2 separate regions of the Homo sapiens genome follow, and region 1 is linked to region 2. The links are chromatin loops, found by intact Hi-C in ENCODE. Cell type or tissue: GM12878. All regions are shown on one strand. Links, peaks and the distances in the headings refer to the core of each region. The heading gives the core; the rest is flanking DNA.

Region 1 (15,801 bases), core at 3,387-11,386, 95 kb before region 2:
TTTTGATCATAGCTACTTACCTAAACATTCATGATACCATCAGCCTTATATATCAAAGGCACAGTGCTTAGAATTCATATTTAAATGTCATTATTTGCCAAAACAAACAAACAAAAAGAGTGTTGATAGACACAGTCAGGACAAGATAGCCAAGATAACCACACTTACAAAGGTAAGGTTTGTGACAGAGACTGAATCAGTGCTTTCACCACTATTTAGTGATTTACTCAAACTTCTCTTTGGGGACCAGAAAGAGAGACATCCTACAAATGGAGATTCCTTTACATTTCTCTTATAATGGGATCTCAAAATATCTAACATAAAATAGGCTTTGTGCCAGAGATGCGAAATATTTTGGGTATTAATTGGTCGGATTATCAAACCATGTTTATTTTATAACTAGATTAATGGTTTAGGGTGAATCCCATTAATAAATAGGATAAGTACTTTCTATTTCTGAACTCAACATGGATTGACCGGAATGTTTTACAAATAGTACTTCTAATCTTGCCTTACAGAACTGGTTCTTCTTTCTGTGTTTACAAGACTGAATGACAGACCAGTGAATTATTGAGGAAATATTATGGGATGGGTTCTAGAAGATTATTTGTTATTTTCTCAGCTTTTGGTGTGTTTTCCTGGAAGATTGAAGGGTGGATCTTTTTTTTTTTTCTCTGAGACAGAGTCTCACTCAGTCGCTCAGGCTGGAGTGCAGTGGCACGATCTCGGCTCACTGCAAGCTCCACCTCCCGGGCTCACGCCATTCTCCTGCCTCAGCCTCCCAAGTAGCTGGGACTACAGGCGCCCGCCACCATGCCTGGCTAATTTTTTTGTATTTTTAGTAGAGACGGGGTTTCATTGTGTTAGCCAGGATGGTCTCGATCTCCTGACATCGTGATCCGCCTGCCTCGGCCTCCCAAAGTGCTGGGATTACAGGCGTCAGCCACCACGCCTGGCCGAGGGGTGGATCTTTATTATCTATTTTAGTTACCTAACATTTGGCTTCAGCTGCAGGCTTCACCAGGTTCCAGTATCATTTGAATAAATTGGTGAAATTCAGAGAGTCCTGGATCATATGATCCAAAAAGGATTCTAAATTCTACAGGAAATTTCTGGGGCTTTTATTTGGAACAGGGACATTTTTCATTATTGCATGGAGCTCAGACATTGACCAAGGTGTAAAGGTGGTTAAAGAAGGCAGACCTGGTTGATCTGAGGAATTGACTTAATGGGGCATTTGTCTAGTTTCCTTTTATTCTCATGGGTGAAAAGGTAACTGAGCAAAAGGCTTAGTACATTTGGAGTTAACGGGTAGAAGATAATAAAGAGAAATATAGATGAAACTGCCTTTGCAAAAATTTATACAGAAAAATGTCACATGGGAAGATCATGACAGTGAATCTGACATAGGATAATTAGACAGTGCTTCTAATATCCAAGCTTTCTTTCTTCATTCATGGGTGTAGGCCAAACTAACTTTTAGAGCAATTTAGTTTAAGTTTGACTTTGAAACGAAGAGCATAACAGTCCTTACTAAAAACAAACCACCTCCTTCCTTGGGGACCAGACCACATTGGAAAAACTAACAAATTATCACAAGATTAGAAACTGTAGTTCAAGAGCCATGCAGCCAGAAGCCACAGGATTCCTACTCTGCCCAGTTACTCCTATGGATATCATTACTATTGTCAAATCCGAGTTTGGTGTTCAAGGTATATCTTTAGACCCGGTATTCTGATGAACTAGCAGGCACCACTTTGACTTGTAGACCGGCTCGTCTGGACTCACCTCAAGAGGAGAGCTTTGACTCTCTATAACTTCATCCTTAAACCAACCAATCAGCATTTTCCATTTCCTTGCCCCTGCCAACAACTATCTTTAAAACGATCAACTATCTTTAAAAACTAACAATTGTCTTTAAAAAACACTAGCCTCTGAATTTTTGGAGAGGCTGTTTGAGTAATAATAAAACTCTAGTCTCCCATTTAGCCAGCTCTATGACTATTAAACTCTTTCACTATTTTAATTCCTCTGTCTTGATAATTGCCTCTATGTGGGTAGAAGGCAAGAAGATCCCAGTGGGCGGTTATATAGAGAGGAGGAGGAGTTGGAAATGTCAGTCAAAGACTTACACCTGGCCTCTGGAAAAAAAAAAAAAAAAAAATATATATATATATATATATATATATATACACTAATGAATAGGATGATAGAATGGCAGTATTAAGACATAGTGACAGCACCAGCTAAGAGGCAATACACTGCAAGTTTGTCTTTATTTTACCTTTTTCTTCCCCCGACCTTTTCCTAGTAAAACCCCTTATTTCTCATCAGATATAAGTTTGCCTGGAAGATATATGTCTGGAATTTGAGGTTCAGTTTGCATGAGGAGGACAATTTTACTTGGGGCTGGCTTCTGAAGGGAATCTAGATCTTTGGCCTTATTTAAACCAGGTTTTAACTAGCTGAGATCACACTATACTGATCACAGCATTCAGAGCATCCAATTTTATAAACTGAAGTTTGCATAAGATGTCAGAAGTGTCATGTGTTGTGGATAATGGTGGAATAAAGTGTAATTTCAATTGTTAATAGCAAGAATTGGCTTATAGTGACTTAATGTTTATGATTCTGAAGTCCATAGTACACTGTAGGATGATCTGCATTTCTTATACACATCTAAATCCACAATGCCCAGTTGCAGATCTTCACTTTCTCCTACAGGGAATCCTAAGGTGCTCTTAGGGATGCTCCAGTTCTCTACACCTTCCTGTCCCGGCACAGTGGAGATATACAATTGATGAACCCTTGTGTTGAACCCACATAGAGCCAAGTTTATATAAACATTTTTCTGAGATTGGAAATGAAGCCTCCAAAATGAATCAGTGTACAAAGAATTGCTACCTGTGTTATTATCAGTTCTGTACTATTATATATTTTTCTCTACTTTAGAAAGCCAAACTCTTTCAAAGGATCTCCATAATTTCCTATGATATTGGTAAAAGAGATATTATTTTATAATATCTGTTATTCTTCTTAAAGTTTAAAATGCAATGTAATTCATAATAATTTTAGATTTAATATACAGCATGCTAAAATTATGGACAAATTAAAAAAGAGTAAATAATCTTCATGTTTTATTATCATGACTAAAATCTAGATAAGCAAAATTCTCGATAAATGAGTTTTTATAATGATGACTTATTAGCTTGTTATCCCAACTATAATCACTTTGTATGATAAGTTCTGGTTAAGTAGAATTTTTTTTTTTAGTCGGAGTTTCACTCTTGTTGTCTAGGCTGGAGTGCAATGGTGCAATCTTGGCTCACTGCAACCTCCACCTCCCAGGTTCAAGCGATTCTCCTGCCTCAGCCTCCTGAGTAGCTGGGATTACAGGTGCACACCACCACTCCTGGCTAATTTTTTGTATTTTTAGTAGAGATGGGGTTTCACCATGGCCAGGCTGGTCTTGAACTTCTGACCTCAGGTGATCCACACGCCTTGGCCTCCCAGAGTGCTGGGATTACAGGTGTGAGCCACCATCCCTGGCCTAAGTAGAATGTGATATGGTTTAAAACTCAGTTTAAACTTTCCTTTCATTATGGTTCTTATATAAAAAAGCTTTCTGATGATTCTGATATAAATGTATATTCTGTGTAATCACACATTCTGATTAAAATTTTAAGATCTGCCAATTAAACATTAACTTCTCTATAACTTCTGGCAATAATTTAAATATCTTTTATATAGATACATATATACAGCAGTATGTAGAGATACATATATTTTTATTCAGCATTTTATATATGAATAGTAATACATATATATATATACATATCAGAAAACATACTTTCCCTAACTTATTCAGCACTTACAAATTTAAAAGTATTCCAGTAAAAACTTTTGAGAATTTTTCATTATTTTGTGATTTGGGATTGCATGGAAGAAAATGTTTTCCATATAAAAATTTACTTAAAATTGGAATTGCTGCCATTTGTTCTTTATATTTTCTGTATCAGGATTCAGTCTTTGGCTGATTTCTTTCTGCAAAAAAAACAAAAACAAAAACAAAAAGCTGGTGGAGAATAAAGTGCTCTCAAAACCAGCAAAGTTTCTTGAGAAATTTAGTTTTAATTACTTTAACAAAAAGGAAGATCAAAATTTAAATATGAACTAAACTTTCAGTTTCAATATTTTCATGAACAGTGGGAAATTTGTGAGTAAAATTTCAAGTCCAAGACTATCATACACAAATTCCACAGGAAAAATAAACTTTTAATTTTTTACAAAAGACTCAGAGCTCAAGCTGGTATTGATGAACACTAGGGTCAATGCACACATCCAAACGAAACTTCTGAGTCTTTGCCTCTATTTTGCCTTAATGAATCTCTGATACTTCCTCTCTTTTTATTTTGTGGCTTGTCTTTTTTGCGCTTACCCATCTATGACTTCATGATTCTCTACCTATCTTTCCTTCCTCCTTCCTGTTTTATTTGACCCACACAAATCTCCGTTTCTGCTTTTCCTGTCCCTTTTCTCCTTTCAACATCTTCCTCTTCTCTCATCTCAATCTATCTTTTCTCTTGAGAACTTTTCAATACTCTACAGGAGAAAAAATATTACATTAGTCTATGAGCAGCAGACTAATGCTAAGTGTTCACATACCTTTGAGTACTCTATCTCATTCCCACACTATTGTGCTACTTGTTTCCCATTCACTTCTTATTTGATGATGTTTATTCTATTACTTAAGGAAAATTGCTCTCACTAAAGCCATTAAAAATTGCTTAATTTCTACACGCACTGATTTCCTTTAAGCCAGCATAGTACTTGTACAAAACCAGACACATAGACCAATGGAAAAGAGTAGAAAACTCAGAAAGATAGTCACACACTTACAACCATCTGACCTTCAAGTTCAAGGTAAACATGCAGTGGTTAAAAGATTCTGTAGTCAATAAATGGTGATAGGATAACTGGCTAGCCTGAAGCAGAAGAACAAAACTGAACCCTTACCTTTCAACATATACAAAAACTTACTCAAGGTGGATTAAGTTTTTAAACGTAAGACCTCATACTATAAATATCCTAGAAGAAACCCTAGGAAATACCCCTCTTAATGTTGGCCTTGGTAAAGCACTTTTGGTTAAGTCCACAAAATCAATTGCAACGAAAACAAAAATTGACAAGTGGGACCTAATTAAAGAACTTTTGCACAGCAAAAGAAACTATCAATAGAGAATAAAAACAACCTACATAAAGGGAGAAAATATTTGCAAACTGTGTATCCAACAAAGGTCTAATATCTACAATCTATAAGGAACTTAAATCAATGAGAATAAATAAATAAATACCCCCATTAAGAAATGAGCAAATATGACAGACACTTCTTAAAAGAAGACATACAAGTGGTCAAAAAACATATGAAAAAATGGTCATTATCGCTACTCATCAGAGAAAATGCAAATCAAAACCACAATGAGATACCATCTCACACCAGTCAAAAAAAAAAAAAAAAAAAAAAAAAAGACAGATGTTGGAGAGGCTGCAGAAAAAGGGAACACATATATACTGTTGGTGGGAACATAAATTACTTTAGCCACTGTGGAAAGCAGTCTGTAAATTTTTCAAAGAACTTGAAACAGAGCTACCATTTGACCCAGCGATACTATTACTAGCAATCCTATTACTATATCCAAAGAAAATTAGGTCATTATACCATCATTTTTTTTTCTTGCTATACTTCTCTTTTCTCAGTATACTCTCTAATAGATAAATAATTCATAACTATGCCCTCATCTACTCTAATGACACCCAAATTATTTTTTTATTTCTATTGCTCTAGTAATATTATATTACTAATACTAACCAGCTCATCTCGATGTTCAAGGCATGTTCACGCTACACACATGTCAATGCATCTGAATTCTTAGTCTCTATTTTGGATAACTACTCACAAAGTGACTCCTTTTTCCTTCAGTGAATACTACTTTCCCATCAAATATGGGGCTAAATATTTGCATCCTAGTGATGCTACATTCTGAATGCCTTACAATATCCTAGTGATGCTACATTCCGAATGCCTTAAATCTTTCTTCATCCTCCTCATTATTTCCAGCATTATGTTACACAAGTAGACGGGAATATAATTTAATTTTGTGTAATGTCAGTAACTATGTATGCATATTATACTGCTTAGTGCACCCTTCTGAAGAGTTTTCAGTGACTTCTGTGTTGTTTATTGATATGGTTTGGCTCTGTGTTTCTGTGTTCTCCCCCAAATCTGATATCAAATTGTAATCTTCATGTGTCAGGGAAGGGACCTGATGGGAGGTGATTGCATGGGAGCGGATTTCCCCCTTAGTGTTCTTGTGATAGTGAGTGAGGTCTCACGAGACCTAGCGGTTTCAAAGTGTGTGGCACTTCTCTCTTTGCTCACTCTCTCTCTGCTCACTCTCCCTCCTTCTCTGCCATGGTAAGACGTGCTTGCTTCCCGTTCACTTTCTGCCATGATTGTAAGTTTCCTGGGGCCTCCTAGCCATGCTTCCTGTGCAGCCTATGGAACTGTGAGTCAATTAAATCTCTTTTCTTCATAAAGTACCCAGTCTCAGGTAGCTTTTTATAGCAGTGTAAGAATGAACTAATACAGAAAATTAGTACCAAAAGAGTGGGGCACTGCTATAGAGATACCTGAAAATGAGGAAGCAACTTTGGAGCTGGGTAACAGGCAGAGGTTGGAACACTTTGGAGGACTCAGAAGAAGACAGTAAGATGAAGGAAAGTTTGGTACTTCCTAGAGACTTGTTGAATGGTTTTGACCAAAATGCTGATAGTGATTTGGACAATGAAATCCAGGCTGAGATAGTCAGATGGAGATGAGAAACTTATTAGGAACTGGAGTAAAGGTCTCTCGTGCTATGCTTTAGCAAAGTGAGTGGTGGCATTTTTCCCTTGTCCTAGAGATCTGTGGAACTTTGAACTTGAGAGAGATGATTTAGGGTATCTGGGAGAAGAAATTTCTAAGCAACAAAGCATTAAAGATGTTTTGTTACCTGACTGTTTCTAAAAGTGTATGATTATATGTGTGAACAAAGAGATTTTCTGAAACTGGAACTTATCTTTAAAAGGGAAGCAGAGCATAAAAGTTTGGAAAATGTGTAGCCTGGCCATGTGGCAGAAAAGAAAAACCCATTTTCTGGGGAGAAATTTAAACCTGCTGCAGAAATTTGCATGAGTAACAAGGATCCAAATATTAATAGCCAAGACAGTACAGAAAATGTCAGCAGGGCATTTCTGTGATCTTCATGGCAGCTCCTCCCATCACAGGCCAAGAAGCCTAGGAGGGAAAAATGGTTTCATGGGCTGGGCCCAGGGCCCCGCTGTTCTTTGCAGCCTTGGGACATGGCACCCTGCATCCTATCTACTCCAGCTCCAGTTGTAGCTAAAATGGGTCAAGGTATAGCTTGAGTCGTTGCTTCAGAGGGTACAAGCCCCAAGCCTTGATGGCTTCCCTGTGGCCTGTGGGTGTGCAGAAGGAAAGAATTTGGGAACCTCTGCCTAGATTTCAGAGGATGCATGGAAACACCTGGATGTTCAGGAAGAAGTCTGCTGTAGGGGCAGAGCCCTCATGGAGAACCTCTACTAGGGCTGTGCGAAGGGGAAATGTGAGGTTGGAGCCCTCACACAGAGTCCCCACTGGGGCACTGCCTAGTGGAACTGTGAGAAGAGGGCCACTGTCCTCCAGATGCCAGAATGGTAGATCCACTGACAGCTTGCACTGTGTGCCTGGAAAAACCACAGGCACTAAATGCCAGGCCATTTTGATTTGCATTTCTGTGATGATTGGGGATGTTGACCACCTTTTCATATGCCTGCTTACCATTTGTATGTCTTCTTTTGAGAAATGTCTATTCAAATCTTTTACCCTTAATTTGATCAGATTATTAGATTATTTCCTATAAAGTGGTTTGAGTTCCTTATATATTCTGGTTATTAATCCATTCTCAGGTGAGTAGTTTACAACTATTTTCTCCCATTCTGTGGGTTGTCTCTTCATTTTGTTGATTGTATCCTTTTTTGTGCAGAAGCTTTTTAACTTGATGTAATCCCATTTGTCCATGTCTTCTTTGATTGTCTATTCTTGTAGGGTATTGCTCAAGAAATCTTTGCCCAGAAGTCCTGGAGACTTCCCTCAGTGTTTTCCTATAGAAGTTTCATAGTTTGAGGTATTAGATTGAAGCTTTTTATTCATTTTGATTTTATTTTTGGATATGGTGAGAGATAGGGGTCTAGTTTTATTCTTTTGCATATGGATATCTAGTTTTCTCAGCACCATTTATTGATTAGACTGTCTTTCCCCAATGTATGTTCTTGGAAGCTTTGTTAAAAATGACTTCACTGTAGATGCGTGGATTTGCTTCTGGTTCTTTATTCTGTTCCATTGGTCTGTGTGTCTCTTTTTATGTCAGAAAAATTCTTGGGCACCTCCCACTGCAGTCCTTGTCTTTATTTTTCATTGGCTCATCCATTCACCTCTGTCTAACAAGATTTCTCATCAGATTTTAGCATAAAATGGGAGAACTAGGTGTATGTCTAAAATTTGAGCTGCAGTTTTCATGGGAAAGACAACTGTATTTGGGTTTGTCTCCTAAAGGGAATCAGAAAATGTGGCCTTATTAAAACTATGTTTTAATTACCTTAGACAAGCTTATACTAATCAAAGCACTAAGAGTAAATTTCACATTTAACTAAAGTTTACACAAACATGACAGAAGTGTCATCTGTGGTGGTAAATGGTATATAAAATATTATTTCATTTGTTAAAACTAGAAGTGTTTACATGAAATAGTGTTTATGATTCCAGAAGTTAAATGCCATTGGGGACAATCTGGACTTCTCATATATGTCCAAATCCGCAATACATACAAGAACAGCTTCAGTTTGTTCCCCAGAGAATCCCTTGGTACTCTTATGAGAATTTCAGTTTTCCATTCAATCGTCTTCTGGCAAATGTACAGAGTTGTACAATTGAATGACTCTTCTGTTTAATCCAAATTTATATAAACAGCAGTTTCCTGAGTTTGGGGAAAGAAGCCTCCAAAAAGAATGAATAGGCAACGAATTGCTACCTGTGTTATCGGCATTCCCATGCAATTGTATTTTTTCTGTTTTAGAAAGCCTAATGGTTTTAGAGGCTCTCTTAAATTTCTTTCAAAATATGGGTAAGAAAAAATATCTATAATTTTCATTACACTTTGTAGAAATGTTGAAAATGCTATTTAACTTACCATAATTTTAGATTGGGTATACAAACTGTCAAAATAGCCAGGTTGAAATTAGATAACTATTACTGGCTTATCTCTATATTTTAGTTTCATGACTATGATATGGATAGAATAAATAGTTATAAGACAACATTCTTCCTTTAATGATATTTTATTTTGTTGTTAAGCTTATTATGACTTTATTTGACAACTTGTGGCAAACTAGGACATTAAACAATTGAAACTGGTTTTGATTATAATGATTCTAAGAATTATTCAGATTATTCTGATAGAAATACTCATTCTTTCTAATTAATCACATTCTTAGACTACAACTCTTAAGGTCAGTCACTTAAAAATTAACTCTTGTATCCTTATCCCCACTTCTGGATATAATCTGACAACTCACACTGTCAAATGAAGGATGCATTCAGTGGATTCATTGTATTGCTGCCATGGCTGAGTTTACAACTAAAATCCACTTTTGATCCTGTCTTTTTTTTCTTCTTTTATCCATATTATAAATGTAGGATCAGTGTGTTTCATTGCCATCCTAGATAATTATTTCTTCACTCTAGAGGCAAGAAGAATGGGAAAATGAGTTTCTGTTTTTTTTGGCTTCTATAGCAGTAGGTAACCTCTGAGCCCCCAAGACATGGGTGTCAAAAAAGAGGATTAGATCTTGGCCATCTTGTAAAGAACGTATAGTCACTTTGTACATCATTCCTAATGATGCTTTCAAATACTACAATGATTCCAAGTAATTATTTCCATTAAGTTCGAATAGGCCCATATTACTGATTGAATCTCACCTAGTTGTTGAGATGTGATGCTCACACCAAAAACTTGTCAGCAATTCGAGTTTTCATCCCCAATGTTTAATGTCCATCTACCTGGTCACCAACTGACTTCTCTCTCTTTCACTGATGATGTATTCCATACCAAATATGTCACAGTAACTAGAGACTCTACATTCTGAATTCTTTTGAATCTATTCATTTGTCTTACCATCTCTTCCAATATCATATCACACAGGGACTAGACACTACACATGCATATCAATCACCTTGAGGGTATTTTTGAAATACAAATTCCTAGAGCTCATTCTTGAAATAATCAATTCCTACATTAAAACCTCACAATCTGTATTTTTCATGAAAAAACTCTCCCAGATGATTATCATGTGTAATCTAATTTGGGATCCCCTTGACCTTAGTATCAAGTTTCTAATTAGGATTCCTGAATCAGTTTCTCCTTCCTGCAGCACACTTTTTACACCATCAAGAACTAAATTTTTAAAATATGCTATGATGGGCTGGGCGCAGTGGCTCACGCCTATAATCCCAGCACTATGGGAGGAGCTGAGATCGTGCCATTGCACTCCAGCCTGGGCAACAAAAGCAAAGCTCTGTCTCAAAAAAAACAAAGAAAAAAATATATATATATGCCATTTCCCATTTTAAAATATTTGGTGCATGTTTATCATGTGAAGAATAAAGTTTGAGATTCTTCACATTACATTCATTCCATTTTTACACAGGCCTTTCAAATATCTTTTTTCCTTCACCCTACATCCATGTCCCAGACAGAAGGTTTTTCTATTACATTCGGTAGAGTCCACAAAAAATTAGTACATTTAGATAATGCATTTTTTTAAATCTCAACCTGTTAAGTCCTACACAATTTTCAAACCAAAATGTATTATTTTTCCATGTATTTAAATGCTCAAATAGAGGGCACATCAATTAGAGTACTGATAAAAAAATTAAGAGGGCTCTGATAATTACATAGTTTATTTCAACACTTTATCCCCAGTTTCAACTCACAACTCCATTCCAAGTGTTCCTTTACATTTATTTCATTTTTTAGAGGACATGCAGTGAGGACATGGAGGAGGAAAATACAACATTGCTGACAGAGTTTGTTCTCACAGGATTTTTATATCAACCACAGTGGAAAATACCCCTGTTCCTGGCATTCTTGGTAATATAGCTCATCACCATCATGGGGAATCTTGGTCTAATTGTTCTCATCTGGAAAGACCCTCACCTTCATATCCCAATGTATTTATTCCGTGGGAGTTTGGCCTTTGTGGATGCTTGGTTATCATCCACAGTGACTCCAAAGATGCTGATCAACTTCTTAGCTAAGAGTAAGATGATATCTCTCTCTGAATGCATGGTACAATTTTTTTCCTTTGTAATCAGTGTAACCACAGAATGTTTTATCTCGGCATCAATGGCATATGATCGCTATGTAGCCATTTGCAAAGCTTTACTTTATCCAGTCATTATGACCAACGGACTATGCATCCAGCTATTAGTCTTGTCATTTATAGGTGGCCTTCTTCATGCTTTAATCCATGAAATTTTTTTATTCAGATTAACCTTCTGTAATTCCAACATAATACAACACTTTTACTGTGACATTATCCCATTGTTAAAGATTTCCTGTACTGATTCTTTTATTAACTTTCTAATGGTTTTTATTTTCGCAGATTCAATTCAAGTTTTTACCATTGGAACTATTCTTATATCTTATACACTTGTCCTCCTTATAATCTTAAAAAATAAGTCTGTCAAAGGGATACAAAAAGCTGTCTCCACCTGTGGAGCTCATCTCTTATCTGTATCTTTATACTATGGGCCCCTTGTCTTCATGTATGTGGGCTCTGCATCCCCGCAAGCAGATGACCAAGATATGATGGAGTCTCTATTTTACACTGTCATCGTTCCTTTATTAAATTCCATGATCTACAGCCTGAGAAACAAGCAAGTAATAGCTTCATTCACAAAAATGTTCAAAAGAAATGTTTAGATCTCATACAATCTCTGTTCTCTGTTTACTAAAATTTTCCCAAGATTGTTCAAGTTAAAGGTATCTGTGTTTTGCTAGCATTCAAAGATTTTGCAAAGTCCTAGCACTTTAAGGACCTAAGGTGTTAATATCTAGTAAACTAATAAATACACTCCTAATGTTATTCAACGGCATTTAAAAATTTTTAGTCATGTTCATATCATAATCAAATAATGTCAGCAGAAAGCAAATAAAAATATTTTACAGTGTTTATGTTATTCAATGTGGCTTTATAAATGCATTAAATGCTAAGATAGTCTATGTCATCTGATAAGGACTTGAGTATGATGATTTTGATACTAATACAACTATATTACCTGAGACACTCAACACATTTAACTCTGTTGTGAAAGTAGATTTGTGTTTTGGTGAACAGAGGTAAATCCCAAGAATTCTGCTAGCCATCAAGGGATCTTTTATTCCACTTCATTGGGAAAGAGTGAATTCTACTTCTTGTAGAAAATCAACTCACATATCAGGTAAAGAAATAAACAAAAATGGAAATGCAATGAGGAGAAAAACTGAGAAGGGAGTTAACAGTGAAGATCTTGCCAAAGCCTAAAAGGGTACTCTTTACGTAGTGTGCTTGCAAAAGTAAGAAGAGGTAAGTTGCCTCTAACTTTCTACAATGGTTTCTAATGCCTTTTCCAGCTGTGGCTGTATGTATTTAGATAATCTGAAAAGCTCCCTTAATTCAGAAAATTAAAAGATGAACTAGAAGAACTAAGCTGAAGTAGGCATTGAGAAGAAAAGATAAGTGGCATAATAAGAACAAAATGGCCTTAATCTTCCCAGAAAAAAAAATGAAGCTATGAGATTTTTAATATTCAGTGATGTTGCAAGATTATTGGAATGATTTTTTGACAACCAGAGACTTTAAATTCTTATTACCAAAGTTCAAATAATGATCAGATGATCTGACATCATAGTGCCTAGTGAGTGAAGGGAAAAAACATGAAAATGAGGAAGTTTGTATATTTCTGCCTCAAAAAGTCCTTGCTTGTTAGCCTTCTTCAAACCTCATACTCTTGAAGTGCATGAGTCATCCATCTAGCAGTCCACTCTGCCCTTCATCTTTCATCACTGAAATTTTGTTTACATTCTCACTGATACCATGAGGCCTTTACCTAAAAACTACTCATGTATTGTTTTGCAAATCTCTGGTTACTTATTTTCTCCATTCTTCTAGTACTCATTCATTCCCTTAACATTGCCATCAGATCGGTTTTTTGCTAACATAACTCTAATATTTATGTAGCTCTTCAGTTTCTTTTGTAGGACTGTCATTGCTACCAAATTATATGCATATATGGTTTAGGTATCTATATCTGTGTGTGTGTAAATATACATTTTTTTATGTGTATGTATAGTCATCTAATATATGTATATATACACATGTATAAAGTAGTGGCATTAAAATTCAGAGTTTATTTGAGGAAACTGATTTATTTGGTACCACCAGACTGCAGGTGCTTTGGTGCTTTCCTGAAGAGGAAAGAAAAGAAGCTGTTATAGGGTAAATGAGAAAGTAAGGCAAAAAGAAATATTTTATTGGCTAAAGTGAAGCAGTGGCATGATTTGGATCATGTGGAAGTTTAATAGTTAGAGGTGAGTTGGTGGTTGTTTTAAGTTAATTTTTGTTTTACCATTTACACTGAGTTGGATTTCTGTTTGCTTAGGCAGGAACCCACTTTGCTGCACCCACCTCAGCCCAATATCCTTTTATTTAACTATTTTAGCTATTTTTTCCCTTTTGGTTAGGCTCCCAGTTATGGGATATTGACTAAAACTTAGGCACATGGGCCACTTTCTGTGACGAGCACAGCTGGTTTAGCTTTGTGTCAACATGGAACTCATGTCATAATGTCCGGTCTCTTGCAGAAGTGTTTCTTTTACTATTTTTTCTTTGTTGTTGTCATTCTAATCACAGTGAGGAAACCTGGCATACTGTGATGGCTATGAACTCACATTTAAGACTCTTGAGAGACTACAGCACTCCAGGAAGATTACAATGATAATAGTCACAGTGATAGTCCCAAGAGAATGGGGATATACTCCATAGCCAAAGTGTGCACGAACCAACTGAAATAAACCCAATAAAAACAAAAGATCAATGGTTATAACAATCTATAAACTTAGTATCTGAGCCCTGAGGGCAGTTATTTGAGAAGACTTTTAAATTTAAGCTCAAAGCGTCTTTAGATGATGAAATAAAGTGGCAGTTGCAATATGATGATTTTTCTAGTTTGCAGTCTGAATGTCTCTGTTTACGTCATTGGTCAACTACCTGAGCAGACAAGTCAGCTACATTCATAAAGATTGTCCTCTATAGTTTACATCCAGTTGCCCAGCCCTAGCTTGTAGGGCTTCAGGAATAGGGCAATTTATAGGTAGATAATAAAACCTCAAAGACAATGGAGAGAACAAGAATTTAACAGTGGGCGCACTATACTTTTCTACTGAAACATTATTTTTTCCTCTACAGTTCCCTTCATTTCTACCAAACATAATTATAGAAAGACTAATTTCTTTACAAAATAAGTCTACTCTCATTAAACTTCAACTGAGTATTTACATAAGTGCAGTAAAAATAGTGACTGATCATATCTTTTTAATTTGGCCAAGTTAGGACCTTTAATAAATAATCTCATATTAGACTTTAATATTCTCTCCAGGCTATGATGTCATGCAAAGACATAGCATCTGTTTTGACCTGCAACTTCCATAGATTTAGGTAAATTCCCTTATACTCAAAAGAAGTCCTAAAAAGTTTTTTCAGTTTCCTGGGCCTTCTAGAAAGTGACCTTCCTCTCAGTCAGTAAGGTTGGAAAGGTGTGAGCAGATATCAGGCCAGTTTCTCTTGAGAAATTTTCTGTAGTTTGATTTGAGGGACCCATTCAAATCTCATGTTGAAATCTGAATCAAATGTTGGAGGTGAAACAGAATAGAGGTGTGTGGGTCAAGAGCTAGAATTCCTAATGAATGGTAATGCCATTCTCATGATAATTGATGAGTTCTCACATTCTTTGTTCCCTTGATTGCTTTAATTGGACAATACTTCTCAATTTCACATATTATATAAGCCTCATTAGCTTAACATCTCTCTTTTTGTAACAGATAATGAAAATTCTCTTTCGACATTCTAGAGGCTCATCTGGGAAATCTCAAAGTTAATTGAGGTCAAAAAAGATTTAATTTACAGTTTTATTTTGGGAAGTTTGTTAAAACTATCAAATGATTTAAATAATTGGTTAAGTATAGGCACTGGTTACTGAAAGAATACTAAAATGACAAAAGATTTCAAAGTAAATAGAAAAAGTGATGTTATTGAAAAAAAGTTAAATCTTTTAATATTGAGAAAACTCAGTTTTCTTAAGGAATCAAATACCAGCTAAAGACAATATGGATCACAAAACATCATCTTGACAAAACATACATTCTTTTCATTTCACAGTCCATGTACTTAAAGGGTCATGAGAAAACTTAACCAGTGTCTAATAAGAGCAGACCAACACATTGTTAAAACCTTGCCATTTTAATTAAGAAGACCAAATTATAGTTTTTATTAGTTTAATTTTAATATTAAGACTCATTTTAAACACTCATAATAACTTGAATTCCGGTAACTTAACTGCAAAAGATTCTCTTTCTCTTCCAACTCTCTGTACCCATTTGGTTTTTG
Region 2 (15,801 bases), core at 4,022-12,021:
TATGGCTCAAGAGGCAGAGCATCTCCCACAGCAGCCCAGACCTATTATAGAGCCTTTCCTTTTTCGTACCGTTTTCAAAACTAACAGCTTTTCAGGTCACTAGGTAAGTGGAATAAAGTAATACAACCAAAAGGGCAATATGTTAATTCTAGAATCCAAAAGGGCCCAGTAGAATATGTTTCTCTCATTTGATTGTAGGAAGAGCCAGATTTCACTTGAAAAGGGATATCATCATATGTTTCACACCACTGGAGCCCTGGAAATTTTACCAAGGTAGAAGTCTCCTGATTTTTGTCAGATTAATTTCCCATCCTTTGTTACACAAATGTCTAACCAATAAGTCCAGAGTAGTCACTATTCTTGCTCATTAGGTACAATCAGCATAATGTCATCAGTGTAATGAATCAGTGTGATACCTTGTTGTTGAAGATAGGCAATCATGAAGAAATATTTACACATTCCATATCTGTAAAAAGACTTGTATCCAGAATATATGAAGAATTCTCAAAACTAAATAATAAAACAAATAATTTAATTGAAATATAAACAAAAGGATTATGCAGACACTTCAGCAATGAAAACAAACAGATGTCAAATAAGGACAGAAAACGATACTCACTATCATTAGTTACCAGGGAAATGCAAATTAAAACCACAATGAGATGCCATGACCCAATCATTTGAAAGACCAAAATTGAAAAGACTACCTATTGTCAGTGCAGAACTATAGTGCTTTTGTACTCACAGATAGGCAACAAAATGAGTTAGGAGGTAATCATACAAAATTTAAGAGGGCAATACATTTAAGTCAAGTTTTGGTCATGTTAAAAGCTACTTCTGCACATCACGCTGCTTACTCCACACTTCCGCAGAGGTTTCACACTGACTCCTCTTTATTATTTTCTTCTGCTTCTTTGTCTTTTACTAGCAAAATCTTAAGAAAGGAGGATAATTGATTAATGAGTCTACCATAAAACATGCCCTATGCTTTCTCCCAGTGTCTTGCCAGCCATAACCCAAGTTTAGATTGAACATTTTTTATTGTAGAGATAGTTACATATCATTATTCATTTATAAAGTCTAAATGTCACAAATGAGTGAACTGTTTTATTTTTCTAAGTGAATGTTTGCTGAATACTTTGTTAAAGATAAAAATGCAAATCTAAACATGTTACCACTACACTTACAATTTCCCCATAGTTTTCCTTTCTTCGTGTAAAGAACAAAGTCCCTGACCTAGCTCCCAAGAGCTATGCAGGCCCATTCATACCACCTCCCTGGCCTCATCTGGCTCCTCCCTGCTTCTCTCTCTGATTGTCAGCCACATTTATAATTTTTTGTTTCTCAATGATCTAGCCTCTCTGGTAATCTAAGTCCTCAATGATGAAGGCCCTGTGGATAGCAGGCATCACTTTGTTAGACAAGAAGATTCTGAGCCCCACGCCAGAACTACTGAAACCAAATATGCATTTTAACAAGATCTCCAAAATATGTACGGACATTGAAATTTGGGGAACAGAGACCTAGGCCACCTCCCACTGTGGTCTTTGTTTTCTCTTTCTCTTTGATCTTTGCTAATAAGATTTTTCATCAGATTTCAACTCAAAGTTGGGAACTAGTGATATGTCTGGAATTTAATTTGCAGTTTTCATGAGGACACTTTCATTTGGAGTTGGCTCCTGAGGGTAATCTAGACTTTCAGCCTTATTAAAATCATGATTTGATTAACTCAGACAAGACTGCCTAATCAAAGACCACAGGGAAAGGAATATTATATATAATCCGAGGTTTACATAAACATGTGGGAAGTGTCATCTATGGTAGAAAATAGTGGCACAAAGTGCAATTTCAGTTTCAATTGTTAAACTAGACCCATATACAATGACTTGATGTTTATGGTTTCAAAGTCTATAATGCCCTGTGGGACAGCCTAGACTTCTTATACACATTCAAATTTATAATGCCCAGTAATACATCTTAACTTGCCCTAAAGGGAACCCTTGGGTGCTATTAGAGGAGTTTCAGTTCTCCTCCCTCTTCTGTCAAAAGCACATGGTAGTACATGCAATTGGTTGACTCCTCCACTTAAAGCAAATTTATATAAATGACATTTTTCTGAATGTGGGAAATGAAGCCTCCATAGCAAATTTATGTACAAAGAATTGCTACCTGTGTTATTGTCATTCCTGTACTGTTGTATTTTTTTCTACTTTAGAAAACCTAATACTTTTAAAGGATTTTGACCATTTCTTTCAAGATATGGGTAAGACAGAAATGATTTATATAATATTTGTTATTCTTTACATATAAGATTGAAAATGCTGTTTAATTTATAGTAAATTTAGATTGGGTTTACAAGATGCCAAAATAGCCAGATGTAAGACGTCAAAGCTATTAGTGAATTATCTATTTTATTTTCATGAACTACAATCTGAATATGCAAAATAGCTGCAAAGGTAAATTAATTTCTCTAATTATATTTTCTCACCTCTTACTTTCACTATAATGACTTTTTAAGAGATGTTGTGGTGAACTAGAACTTTAAACAATTTAAAACTGGGTTTAAAGACTTGGGTCCTAATGCTTCTTATATGGAAATCTTTCTGATAACTTTATAAAAAGACTCATTCTGTATCATAAACCACAACTCTGGTTAACACTTTTAGCTAAGTCATTTAAATATTAACTCTTCTATCCTTCCATGCACTTCTTTCTATTATTTTATTGATTATTTAATATATAGTGGAAAATATGCAGAAAATACACCTTCGCTACTCTAATACTATTTCCAGTATTTATGACATAATAAGTAACCCCAAACAAAATGAATTAAAGAATTCTCAATTATTTACTGATTTGGGATTATACAGAGGAAGACCTATTCCAAATAAAAATACGTTTAGCAACTGGAATTATCAGCACCGCTTATTATATCCTAAGTAAGATTCAAGGCTTTGGCTCAACTTTCTTTTGCTAATAAAAATGGGGGAGAAAAAGTTGCTTTCAAGTAAAACCGGCAGAATTACTAGAAAAAGTCTGTTTTAATAACTAATCACAATGATAACCTTTTAAATATGGAAAGAACTTTCAGATAATGCTAATATATTAATAAAAAACTTGAAGTTTGTAAAGTAAAACTTAAAGTCAGATCTCCCTTTCAAACACAAATTCTGCTCAGAAAATGAACTTTGAAATTTGAATTAAAAGAGAAGAAAAGATTCCCAGAGTTGACACTTTAACACCAAAGTTAGTGATACAGGAGCTAAGAAGAAATTATTTAGGCAGACAGTGAGGGTAAAGGAGTCCTGGGCAAGGCTTCCCTTTTAATAAAAAGCAGCCCCCAAATCATTTCTTTTCTAACAAAGAGCAGCCTGAAATATTAAGCTGCAAACATAGATAAGCAACCTGGAAGCTTGCATAGATAAATGCTGGCGGCTGTGCCGACAGGAATAGGCTACCTGGGAGCCAGGCATGTTCAACATGGAGGCGCCATCTTCCGTTTTCTTTGCTTTTCTTCGTCACCACGTGTGCAGTCAGGGAGTAGGCAACGTGGTGCCAGCCAGGTAGAGAACTTATATACATAGTAAAAGATTAGGGTGGGGCGGCCAGCTTCTTTGCAGGCTATCCAAACAGCACACCTGGCCTGACCAATCTCTCGTGCCCTATGTAAATCAGACGCTGCCTCCTCAAGCTCCTCTACAAAACCCTGTGCACTTAACCATGAAACTGGCAACCCATTTTTCTCCGGGACCCCTTTCTGCGCAGAGAGCTCTTCTCTTTCTTTTGCTTTTAAACTTCTGCTCTTAACTTCACTCTGGTGTGTCCGCGTCCTTGTTTTCCTTGGCATGAGGCAACGAACCTCAGATATTACCCCAGACAAACAATGCCGCTTCATTAGGATAAATATTTATCTTAAAGCCTTTGAGCCTTTCCATTTTTTTCCACTTCAGTCTTTCTCTGGTATTTCCCCTCTGCTTCTCTGGCTTGTCTTTCCTGCACTTTTCCATTTACGACCCCATAATTCTCTGCTTATTTCTCTGTTCTCCATCTTGTTTTCTTTTCACCTACCCAAATTCTCTTTCCACTTCTCTGTCCCCTTTCTCCTTTAAATGTATTCCTCTCCTCTCTTCCTTTGAAAACTTTTATTAAATTGTTCTATGGGAAATTCTTTTTTACATTTGTCTATGGGCAGTAAAAACATGCCAACCATTCTTCACATTTCATGGAGCTTTCTGTAGCATTTTCCATTGTTTCCCATTTATTTTGAATTACTCTCTGACCTTAACTCTGACGCAAGTGCTCTACTAACATCACTAAAAATCTTTTAATTTTCACACTCAAAGATCTCTTCTCACTCCTTGTCTTGCTGTAGCATTTTTTTTTGGCATTTAGCCCTGTACTATATTTTGTCTTTCTTTAGTATCCTTCCCTCTTTATGTCTACAACTCTCAGCTTTCCAGTTTCCCTCCTGCTTCTCTGATCACTTCCTTCAGTATCTTTTTCTGGTCTCTTTGTTGTCTCTCTTTTGTTTGAGCCAGGATTCTCAGTTACAACAGGAAGTAAGTTTATTACATGGAAATCTGTCTAAAATAGAAATGCTAAGGAAGTTGGAGGATCAGCTGGAAAAATAGGCAGAAACAGAAGGAAGCAAGACAGCCAGTCAACAGCTAAAGCCACGTTCCAACACTAGCTGATGAGGGCTGTTCTTCCTGCTGCTGAACTTGGGTGCCACAGCCTCCACTGCTGATGCCACTGTTGCCAAAGTCAAGGATGCATTAGCTAGAGTCTTGTCATTGCTGCCTTTGCTACCAAATTCTCTTTTGTTCCTGTACCTTTATCTTCCCTCTCCAAATTGCAAAACTATGGAGGGTTGGTTTTTAAACCGTCTTTGCAGAAATTATAACAGTAAGAAAATTATGGCAGTAAAAGAGATCTATCTAACCCACCTCCCATTATGCCTTTCCCTTAATTATTCCTGGGATTTTGGGCTGAACTAACTTTGACAGACATTTAGTTAATAGTTTAAATGATAATAGGCCTTCCCCAAAACTCAACAACCTTTGTAAAGCTAATGAAAGGCCCTCAGGTTGGGGGAGGAGAGGAATCTGAATTCTGCTAAGGTATAGACATAAATGATTGCCAACCATTCCTGCAAATAATACCAGTATTGTAGATTGGCCTTTTGAGATATCTTTTCAGGTTTTTTTGCATGTCTGACACCCATGGCTCCACCTGGACCCACCAACCCATCTCCTGTGGCCCCACTCAGAGTGATTCAATGCACAGAAGGACAGCTTCAAACCCCTACGATTTCATCTCTGACCCAACACATCAGCAGTAAGCACCCATTACCTGGCCACCCCCACTCCTTCCCCCAAACTGCCACTGAAAAACCCCTAACTACAGGCCTTTGGGGAGATTCATCTGGGTACTAACTTTGTCTCCCACATAGTGTAGCTGGCCTGATGTCTATTAAACTCTTCCTTTACTGCAATGCCATCATCTCTGTGAATTGATTTTGTTTGTGCAGCAAGCAGGAAGAAGCCCTCTGGCAGTTACAATTTGACTGGCCAAACTCAGATCAAGTGTTTCACTCTAGGTGCAAGATAAATGTGAAAGTGTGTTTCTACCTCTCTGGTTTCTAGAATGGGTGGTAACTTCTTCCCACCACCAAGACACATGTAGATGAAAAGGGGATGGCTAATAATTCTAATAAATGAGGCATATACATATTATCACCTCTGTAATACAACTTCCTTGAGTTTTTCCTTCCACTTTGTGTACTCTCCAATTGCTAGGTCTTCCATAATGATTCCTTCATCTACTCCAAACCAAGTCATTATTTCTAGTAAGTTCCAGTAAATTCATACTACTAAGTTCATCTGACCTGGATATTCAGATGATTCTCTGTTTGAAATGCTTGTTCCCGTGCCATAAAGAAATAGCACTTGAACATAAATTTAATTTATTTAGTAAGGTCATTTTTACTTCCTGTAGAAACGGTACACTCACCAGCAGTTCTGCCACAAGAGTACACCAAAAAAAGGAGATGCATCCTGACGCATCCACCCTACTGCTGTGTCGGGTTTCCGTGGGCTGGAACAGGACCTCACATTCTGTATTTGTCCCGATTGGCTAGCAACTTAGAACTTTTTAAAAGAGGCAAAGGTAGAGGAGAACAAAGAAAGGAGGAAGTCACTTGTGGAATGTTGAGAAAGGTAAAAACACTTTTAAATAAGGAAGAGGAACAGGCTATGACCTAACGCTTGCTTGGACCAGTATAAGTATGCCAGGGCAAATATTTAGGCTAAATTGTGGAAGCTAAGAACATAAAGTACGTTGATTTCTTTATTATGGCTAGCAGATATTTAAGAATGTTAGCACAGGTCTTTGAATACATTTTGCTTCTAAGAGAAGTTACTATTTATTCCTAATTAGACGGGGAGGAAAGTCTTTGAAGAGGAACCTCTGCTTTACTTTTTACATTCTCCTTCCACAAATTTGCCAATGCATCTGAGCTCTCAATCTGCGTTTTTGATGGCCATCTGCCCAGCCCATATAATTCCATTCTCCTTCATTGGTCACCCCCTACATATCCAAAATGTCATTAAGTCCTTATGACACTACATTTTAAATTCTTTTGAATCTATTGCCTTGTCCTCCTTATCACCCCCAAAGTCATATCACACAAGGACTAAGCACTTTGCATGCATTTGAGTCACCTGGGGAGCATGTTAAAAATGGAGACTTTTAGGCCTCCTTGTTGAACTACTATTTCTACAGTAATACCTTATAATCCATATTTTGCACAAAAAAAGGTACCCAGTTTATTCTGATATATAATCTTGTCTGAGACACATTGGACAATAGTAACTAAGTTTCCTTGTTAGTGTGCCTGATTCCAGTTTCCCTTTCCTGAAGGCTATTTGGCACAGTAAAAGGTATTTAATTTTTAAAAATTTAGGTTTTACCAAGGTGGCCAACTAGATGGAGCTGAAGTGCTACTCCCACAGGAAAAGACAATGATTTCAACTACACCAACATAATTTGAACAGATTATTTGCAGAGAAAATGCCAAATATGGATACAGAAAAGATGCAGTTGCTGAGGCTGAAGAGGGAGGGAGCTGGGAACTCCTCATGGGATGCCTGAATGTTATAACTGGTTCCCAGCCCTGAACAGCACCTGAGGAAGCGGTGCGTGAGAGGACTGGAGGACTGCCCACTCTCACCACAAACCTCTGGGAACCTAATACAGGGGCCCCACACCCCTAGGATGTGTGAGCTGGCAAGGGGGATCTCTCAGAGATTAGATGGAGCAGAGCACAGGTTAGCTCCAGCAGAACCCAGTCATGAAAGCCCACCAGCCAGGGCTGCCTGTCTGCCTCTGAGAAAGTCTAGCCCCAGGTAACCCCTGGGAGAAAGCAGGGCCTGCTTCCCCGTGGGCCTGGGGCACATCTGTTCTGCAGGCTGACTGAGCACCAGACCCTCCCAGAGCCCCTGCCTGGCTGCCTGGAAGGAGCAGTTACACAGTGCAACCTCCACTACCCAGCCTAGATGCTTTGCTCCACCTGAGTGCGTTCCAGCTGGGAGCCATTGCAATCACGCACCACACCTGGAACCCAACCCTGAGCATCCGAAGGAGGGAGCTGAGAACAGGTCCTGGCGCCCCAAGGATGTGGGCTCAGGAGTGCCAAGGTGGAATCTGTGCTTTGCACTTGAAAGGAGGAGGATCCCACACTCTCTCGGAAGACTGAGAGGGCTGAGTTGCACAGATTCGAAGGCTGGTGTGGGACCTAGCTGTGTCTGGCTCCACAGGGCTGGTCTGGTAAGGGTGCAGCCTATCTCCCTACCTGGCCTCTCCCTAAGGGAGCCCCATGGCCTGAAAGACTTAGCAACAACAATGACAACAACAAAAATCTTAGGCAGAGTGCCAGCAATCGGAGGTGACTTCCCAAGGCCCACGAGCAGACCTGGTGAGGGGATCACAGCTCTTCCCTTGCACCACAGAACAGATAAAAAAACGTGAAGATACACAAAGGAACTGCATGACTAAAGCCTGTTTACTGTCCATTGCCTTCAGGCGCCATCTGCTGGATCACATCCCTAACCACACCACCAAAAATTATTCTCCCTCCCGGAGAAACTAAGAGCAAGAATTCAACAGATCCTATTCAGCAAGAGATCCTGTCTCAGCAAGAGATCCTATTCAGAGCCTTAGCCCTCTGAAAACTTCCAGAAACTAAGCCAATTTGGTATATTCACTTTATACCAAAATTAAAGGAATACCACCACTTCTAGATGATAAAGAATTAGTACATGAACTCTGGCAATTCAAAAAGCCAGAATATCCCCTTACCTCCAAATGACCTTACTATCTCCCCAGAAATGATTCTTAACTAGCCTAAATTGTCTGAAATGACCATACATTGAATTCATAATCTGAATGGCAAGGAAGCTTATCTAGATTGAGAGAACATTGAAACTCAATCCAAAGAAGCCAGGGAATACAGTAAAATGATTCAAGAGCTAAAGGATGAAATCCCCATTTTAAGAAGGACCCAAAGTAAACTTCTGGAGCTGAAAAATTCACTATGAGAATTTCATAATATAATTGAAAGTATTGCCAGCAAAACAGATCCAGGTGAGGAAAGAATCTCAGAGCTCAAAGACTGGGTCTTTGAATCAACTCAGTCAGACAAAAATAAAGCAAAAAGAATTAAGAAAAATGAGCAAAACCTCCAAGACATATGCTTTATGCAATAGACCAAATCTAGAACTCATCAGCATTCCTGAGAGAAGGAGAGAGAATAAGCAACTTTGAAAAATATACTTGAGGAGATAGTCCATGAAAACTTTCCTAATCTCACCAAAGAGGTTGACATGCAAATCCAAGAAATAGAGAGAATCCCAGCCAGACACTGTACAAGACGAGAATCCCCAAGACACACAGTTATCAGATTCACTAAAATCAATGCAAAAGAAATCATCTTAAAGTCAGCCAGAGATAAGCAGTAGGTCACCTACAGAAGGGACAGCATCAGGCTAGCAGTAGACCTCTCGGTAGAAACCTTACAAGCCAGAAGAGACTGAGGACCTATTTTCAGTGTCTGTAAAGAAAAGAAATTCTAACCAAGAATTTCATATCCTGACAAACTAAGCTTCATAATTGAAGAGAAATAAAATCCTCTCTGACAAGCAAATGCCAAGGTAATATATTTAAACGAGACCAGCCTTACAAGAGATCCTTAAGGGAGTGCTAAACATGGATTTGAAAGAATGACACCAGTTACCACAAAAGCACACTTAAACACATAGCCCACAGGCACTGTAAAGCAACTGCACAATAAAGTTTAAATAGCAATCAGCTAACAAAACAATGATAGGTTCAAAATCACACATACCAATACTAACCTTGAAAGTAAATGTGCTAAACACGCCACTGAAAAGACACAGAGTGGCAGGTTGAATTAAAAGTCAAAAAACCATCTCTTGTCTTCAAGAGACCCATCTTATAGGTAATGACACCCACAGGCTCAAATTAAAAGGGCAGAGTAAGATCTACCATGCAAACAGAAAACAAAAAAAAAGAGCAGGAGTTGTTATTCTTATATCACATAAAACAGACTTTAAACCAATAAAAATTAAGAAAGAGAATGAAGGGCATTGTATAATGATAAAAGGTACAAACCAACAAGAAGCCTTACCTAGTCTAAATATGTATGCACCCAACATTGGAGCATCCAGATTCATAAGAAACTTCTTCTTGGCCTACAAAAAGGCCTAGACAATCACACAATAATAGTGGGAGACTTCAACACCCACATTGAAAGTGTTAGATCATCAAGCAAAAAGCAAGCAAAGAAACTCCGGACTTAAACTGAAAACTTGACCAATTAGACCTAATAGTCATCTATAGAATACTTCACCCAAAAACCACAGAGTATAGATTCTTCTCATCTGCACATGGAACATATTCTAAGATCAACCATATACTCTGTCATAAAGCAAACCTCAATAAACCAAAAAAATGAAATTGTACAAAGTGTACTCTTGGACAACAGTGCAATAAAAAGAAAATCAGTACTAAAAAGATCTCTCAAAACGACACAAATATCTGGAAATTAAACAACTTACTCCTGAAAATTCTTGGGTGAACATCAAAATTAAAGCAGAAATAAGAAGTTCTTTAAAATAAACAAAAATAGGGACACAACTTACCGAAATCACTGGGATCCACCCAAAAAGTTTACAGCCTTAAATGCCTTCATCAAGAAGTCAGAAAGGTCTCAAATTAACAATCTAACTTTGCACCTAAAGGAACTAGAAAAACAAGAACAAACCAATTCCAAAGCCAGCACCAGAAAATAAGTAGGTGAAATTAGAGAACTTAATGAATTTGGGATGCAAAAATCCACACAAAAGGTCAATGAAACCAAGAGTTCATTCTTCAGATGAATAATTAAGACTGATAGACCCCTAACTAGATTAACAAAGAAAAAGAGAAGATCCAAGTAGGCACAATCAGAAACGACAACATAGAGTAAAATCACACACTGTCTTTCGTATAGCATTTGCGGTCTGGACAAGGTATTAGTGAGTGTAGGAGTCTTAACATTTCAGACCTGGGCTTCAGCTTTTCTTCACCCACAAAGCATGCTTCTCTTTTACTATTATCAGTTATTAAAAAATTCAGTTTGGTTCTGGTTAGCTTGTATTCAAACCATAGTCCTGGGATATGGAAACCAAGGTTATTCTTTGTCAATCCTTATTATGTATCAGGCATTGTTCTGGAAAAATGAAATCACCTGGAAAATGGAAAAAACTGGAAAAATGAAATCACCATTATTTTTTAAATGGAGAAGATACAGGAGAAATATTAAGGGGTGGCAATTATAGAGAAGCTCGGGTTTGGCCCGGAAAAAAATTGAGATGCCTATTAGACATTTACATAGAGATGTAAAGCAGGCAGCTGAATATACTAATTAATATGGTGAATCTGCTAATCTATAATCAAGGAGCTAGTTTCTGTTTTTCTCACTGCAGAACTTAAAGAAAAACAATGAAAGTTTTCTACTACTTTCATTTAAATCAGATCAATCTGCCTTTGAAAGTAATCTGATCTAGTCCAAGATAAACCCAAAGCATCCAAAAAAAGAAATCCCAGCATAAACCTAATATAAAGATTGAAGGTGTTGGGAAGATCAGGATTAAACATGGAATCTTCCTACTTTCAGTCCCACACCTGAAGACAGAAGGAAAAAAAAAAAAAGAATGAGCGTGAGAGTTCTAAGAAAAGGAACCAAGAAAAAGACTAGGGAGAGAGACAGGAGATGAGGAAAAGAGAACTATTTAATTCAGTACAAGTGCTAGAGCTAGAGATTGGGAAAGAGAAGAAGGGGTTTAAAAGGGAAGAAAAGAGTCATAGTCACTTTCTAATGCCTTTTACCCACTAAAGTTCCCTACTACATTAAAAGTGAAAAGAAATCAAGGCTTTCATTCATGAAATTAAGAATAATGGCTTATTCCAGTTTCTTTCAATCTATTTATTATCTCAAAGTTTGCTATTAGAGGCTAGTCCCTAATATTTAATACTGATTTTTCATGTATTATATATAAATAAATAGCTTCAACAAATCTGATACAGGGGACCCAGAGACTCTTCTCTTATTTTATTATGAAATGAAGGGGAGGGGCATCTTCATTTATTTCTCAGAACAGAAATGACTAAAATATTTCTTTTTCTGAGATTATCATCATTAGTCTTTGAAAAAATGATCCATCCACTGAGAGTCACTGGAGACAGTATCCTGATTAATACTGTAATTCACTTGTTAACCCTGGACATACATAGAAAATTAACACTCCCTGTTCAAAGTATCATAGTGAATCTGAGAGTCTTCACTAGAGAACTTATTAAAAGTTTGATGCTTAGAGATTGGGAATTGGGAAACTTCTGTAATTGTAAATATGTATTCATAATTTACATGCAATACTCAGCAGACATTATTAGGGAATCAGTAGGGATTTCTTAGGAAGGGTAACATTGCTGTCATCAAATGAGAACACTGTTTAAGTAATACTGAGGAGACCCAAGAGTCAATCTTGGCATGAAGGAAAGAGGATTTCTTCTCTACTCGGGCACTAAGCCAAGCTGACTGCACATTCACACACCCTCATCTGCTATCAAGCTCATTAGAGCAAGATGCTAGCGATAATGGCTGTTCTCTGAAATTTCTTATAACTCTACTCTGTTCATTCTAATTCTTAGCACTTATTCTTTTCCCCCACAATATCTAGCTCCATGCTCTATTGCACATCTTACTGGAGATCCCTTAGATGTGGTAGGGGATCTAACCAAATCTCCAAAGGAGTGCTCTTATTTTCCTTATCTGAATCCAAAGCTGATCACAGATTACATTAACTGAAACTTGTATCAAGAGTTCATTAGTACGTCTAATTACACCCCCCATGCCCTAATCTCCCTGAACTTATTACATACAAGAAATGGACAGGGCAGAAGTAGCCTCAATTATCAATTACGGCAAAAGAGGGTGCTGAAGTACATAAACTCTAGGCTTAGACTCCTGGGTTTTGAAGTCTGGCTCTACCACTTACTAACCATATAACCTTGACTAAATCAGAAACTCTCTCTGCCTCTTTCTTCGTTTGTAAGTGGGGAGGGGTGAGAATAATACCCCCTGTAGAACTGTAGAACTGTTCTGTAGAACTCTGTTATGAAGAGGTACAAGGGTGACCATTGTGAAATATGTAGGGCAGAGTCTGGCAAATAGAGCCCAGTAAATGCTAGTCAGAACACTCTAATGTTCTTGACAACACTGAAGCCTTCTTGAAAGCACACACTTATTCCAGGTCAGAGAAGAGGCTAATGACAAATGGACTTGTGGAATCTTTCATTATATATAGGTATTGAACACTCTGGTGCATAAGCAGGTTCTTTTATGACTTTCTAGAATGTTGGAGCACTTTTTAAATTTCAGCTTTTATTTTAGATACAGGGGGCACATGTGCAGGTTTGTTACCTGGGGATATTGTATGATGCTGAGGTTTGGGAAATGAATCTTGTCACCTAGGTAGTGAGCATAGCACCTGATAGGTTAGCTTTTCAATCCATACTCCTCTTCTTCCCTCCCCACTGACATAATTTTTTTTTACTTGGTTGGCATTTTGTTCATTTAGGCTCACTGCAACCTCCGTCTCTCAGGCTCAAGCAATTCTCCTGCCTCAGCCTCCTGAGTAGCTGGTATTACAGGCGTGTGCCACCACGCCCAGCTAATTTTTGTATCTTTAGTAGAGATGGGGTTTTACTATGTTGGCCAGGCTGGTCTCGAACTCCTGACCTCAGGTAATCTGCCTACCTCAGACTCCCAAAGTGCTAGGATTACAGGCATGAGCCACTGTGCCTGGCCGACAGACCCATTCTTAAATGAGTCGTAGGTTCAGGTCATCCAAAAGGGGATATAGCAGTGCCATCTCCAAGCCACTCTCAATAAATAAAATTTAATTTCTATTTAATATAAAAATACAAATTACAAATATAATGCATAAAAAATTATGTAAACAAAAAACAGCTTGATGAATTATTGGGGAGTGAAAACTTATGTAATAATCTTAAATATCAAGACATGGAACATTTGGTGCCCTCTAAAACTGTGTGTATTTTTAAATTGCAACCTCATTCCTTGCCTTATCATCTGCCAAAAATTACATTTTTCTTTCCTCATTTCTGATTCTTACACATTTTACTTATATTTCTTTTCTTTTTGTCTTATTGAATTGACTAGAATATTTAGTATAACACTGAAGTGATAAAAGCAGGCCTCCTCATGTCATACGTGATCTCAAAAGGAAAAATTCAAAGTTTTACTATTCAGGTGATATTTTCTATAAGTTTTTGGTACTTAATTTTATTAAATAATGTATTTTCTATTAGAAGTTATTAATAATGTTATCATATAAATGTTACTAAATGTGTCCAATATTTTTTGCATATTTTCTTTTAATTTATTAAGGGGGAAAAGTATAGTAATACATTTTCAAACACCAAAGCAGCATTGGAAGAAACCTTGTTGGTAATATTACAGTTTTTGTATAATGCAAGGTTCAGTCTGCTGATTTTTAAGTATTTTAATGTATATGTTCATAAATGAGACTTTCCTGTACATTTTCTCTCTCATAACCAGGTTGTGGAAACCTCATAAAATTTTGGAGGAGTCTATTCTCTTTTTGCATTTCTGTTTTCTACCAGTTTTAGTTTTATGATCTATGGGGAAAAGGTTGTAGACTTCTAAATGGCATCATGTTCCTCCGTTTAGAGACTTGCACTAGTAATTAAGTCAGCTTGTTTTCCCCTGGCAGAGAGAGAATCATAGAGTTTACACCTTTTAGAAGTTGGTATTGACAGTCGTTTGAGAGGTTCTATTGACAGTACCAAAGACAAGGCTGCAAACCCCTCATAGATACAATATATTCCTCTAGAGATGACCATTCTCCTTTTGTCAGTGATCTACTCTTACTGGAATGTGTCTTTGGCATTACCCATTATAAAACAGGCATTTGGGGTATTAGAATTATTTGATTGCTTTTAGTGGTGAAAGCTGGCTCCACCAAAGTACACTAACAGACTAGTCATTTACTCCTGAAGGAACTGTATCTAGCTTCAGTAGACTTATGAATCCAAAATCACACTAGATGAAAAGGTACAGCTCAGATGTAGAGCATTTGATTGCAAAATCACACTAGTCAGTGCTGAGGGCTGGGGGGCACTGGGAGTCAGCATGAACCTTTTGCCAAAGACTCTAGTCTGCATATATAGGGATACTTTCCTTACAAAGTCATTTTGCTTTAGGATCATATGGCCATTATGGCACTGCTTAAGATAAAGCCCTCTCTGAGGCTCTCAAAACAAGTTTTTGTTCTGTACTCAATTTAAGTATAGATTTATGTTTGCTCCCTTTATGTATCTGAACTAGTAAGAACTTCATATGTACTAATATATCCATATACTAATGCAAAAATCCAAATAGTCACACAAAGCATATGGCCTCTTTGTTATCAGTAAGGTTGCTAATAGTAGAATTTGAAATGTATCTCATGATCTCAGCCCTTAACTAATTGAGCTGGATTTTATATTTGAACTGGATTGATAGATGATTTTCAGTTACTCAATTCATGTATCAGGTTTGAAGTCTAGTACTATTTTTATGCCAAAGCTAGACAAAGACATCACAGGAAAGAAAAACTACAGACCAATATTTACATTGGACATAATCATAAAAATCTTTAACAAAATACTAGCAAATTAAATCCAGCACTATTTAAAGTATAATACACCATGATGAAGTGAGGCTTATCCCAGAAATGTCAGAATATTTAATATCTGAAAATCAAATCAATTAACATAATATAATATACCAATAGAATAACGGCAAGAGACTATATTAATATCTTAGTAGAAGCATTAAAGAGTATTTGACAAAATTCAAAATATATTAAAAATTCTTAGCAAACTAAGAATAGAAGAAGACTTCCTCAATCTGATGAAGTTCACCTATAAAAATATATACAGCCAAGACCATACTTAATAGTGAAAGAGCAAATGATTTTTACCTAAGGTCAGAAATATTCTCATTACTTTTTTTCATTAGTGTACTCAAGGTCTTGGTGCTATAAGGCAATGAGGAGAAACAAATGTAGATTGGAAAGAAAGAAGTAAAACTATCTTTATTTACATATTACATAATTGCTTAAGTAGAAATTATATAAGATATATAAAACTAGT

The links. A loop is a pair of places that touch in the nucleus more often than their neighbours do. Peaks named below come from ENCODE experiments on the same cell type or tissue, not always from the same donor. Only the 100,000 strongest peaks of a DNase experiment are listed, where the experiment ranks them.
Region 1: it touches region 2 in a loop (2.3-fold over the local background); 2 of 110 quality-filtered maps call a loop at or near these places.

The regions. Positions count from the first base shown.
Region 1 is chr3:98,227,202-98,243,002 of GRCh38, forward strand. LOC101929320 (a long non-coding RNA gene) reads right to left here and starts at 10,172. Exons shown (of 3, transcript XR_924257.1): 1 at 10,076-10,172; 2 at 9,673-9,837; 3 at 8,324-8,647. It also overlaps the pseudogene OR5H7P. RefSeq lists enhancers at 6,488-6,547, 6,608-6,727, 14,814-15,509. In GM12878, for the core only: no CTCF peak of the experiment used is centred there; DNase peaks (open chromatin) are centred at 5,437 and 6,410.
Region 2 is chr3:98,321,635-98,337,435 of GRCh38, forward strand. No RefSeq gene overlaps it. Among named protein-coding and RNA genes, the nearest start is that of OR5K4, 24 kb to the right of the region's middle. RefSeq lists enhancers at 2,991-4,190, 4,800-5,398, 6,827-7,564, 7,565-8,301, 7,853-7,932 and 1 more and a silencer at 5,406-5,465. In GM12878, for the core only: a CTCF peak has its summit at 8,095 (motif pointing left); DNase peaks (open chromatin) are centred at 5,567, 8,047 and 9,817.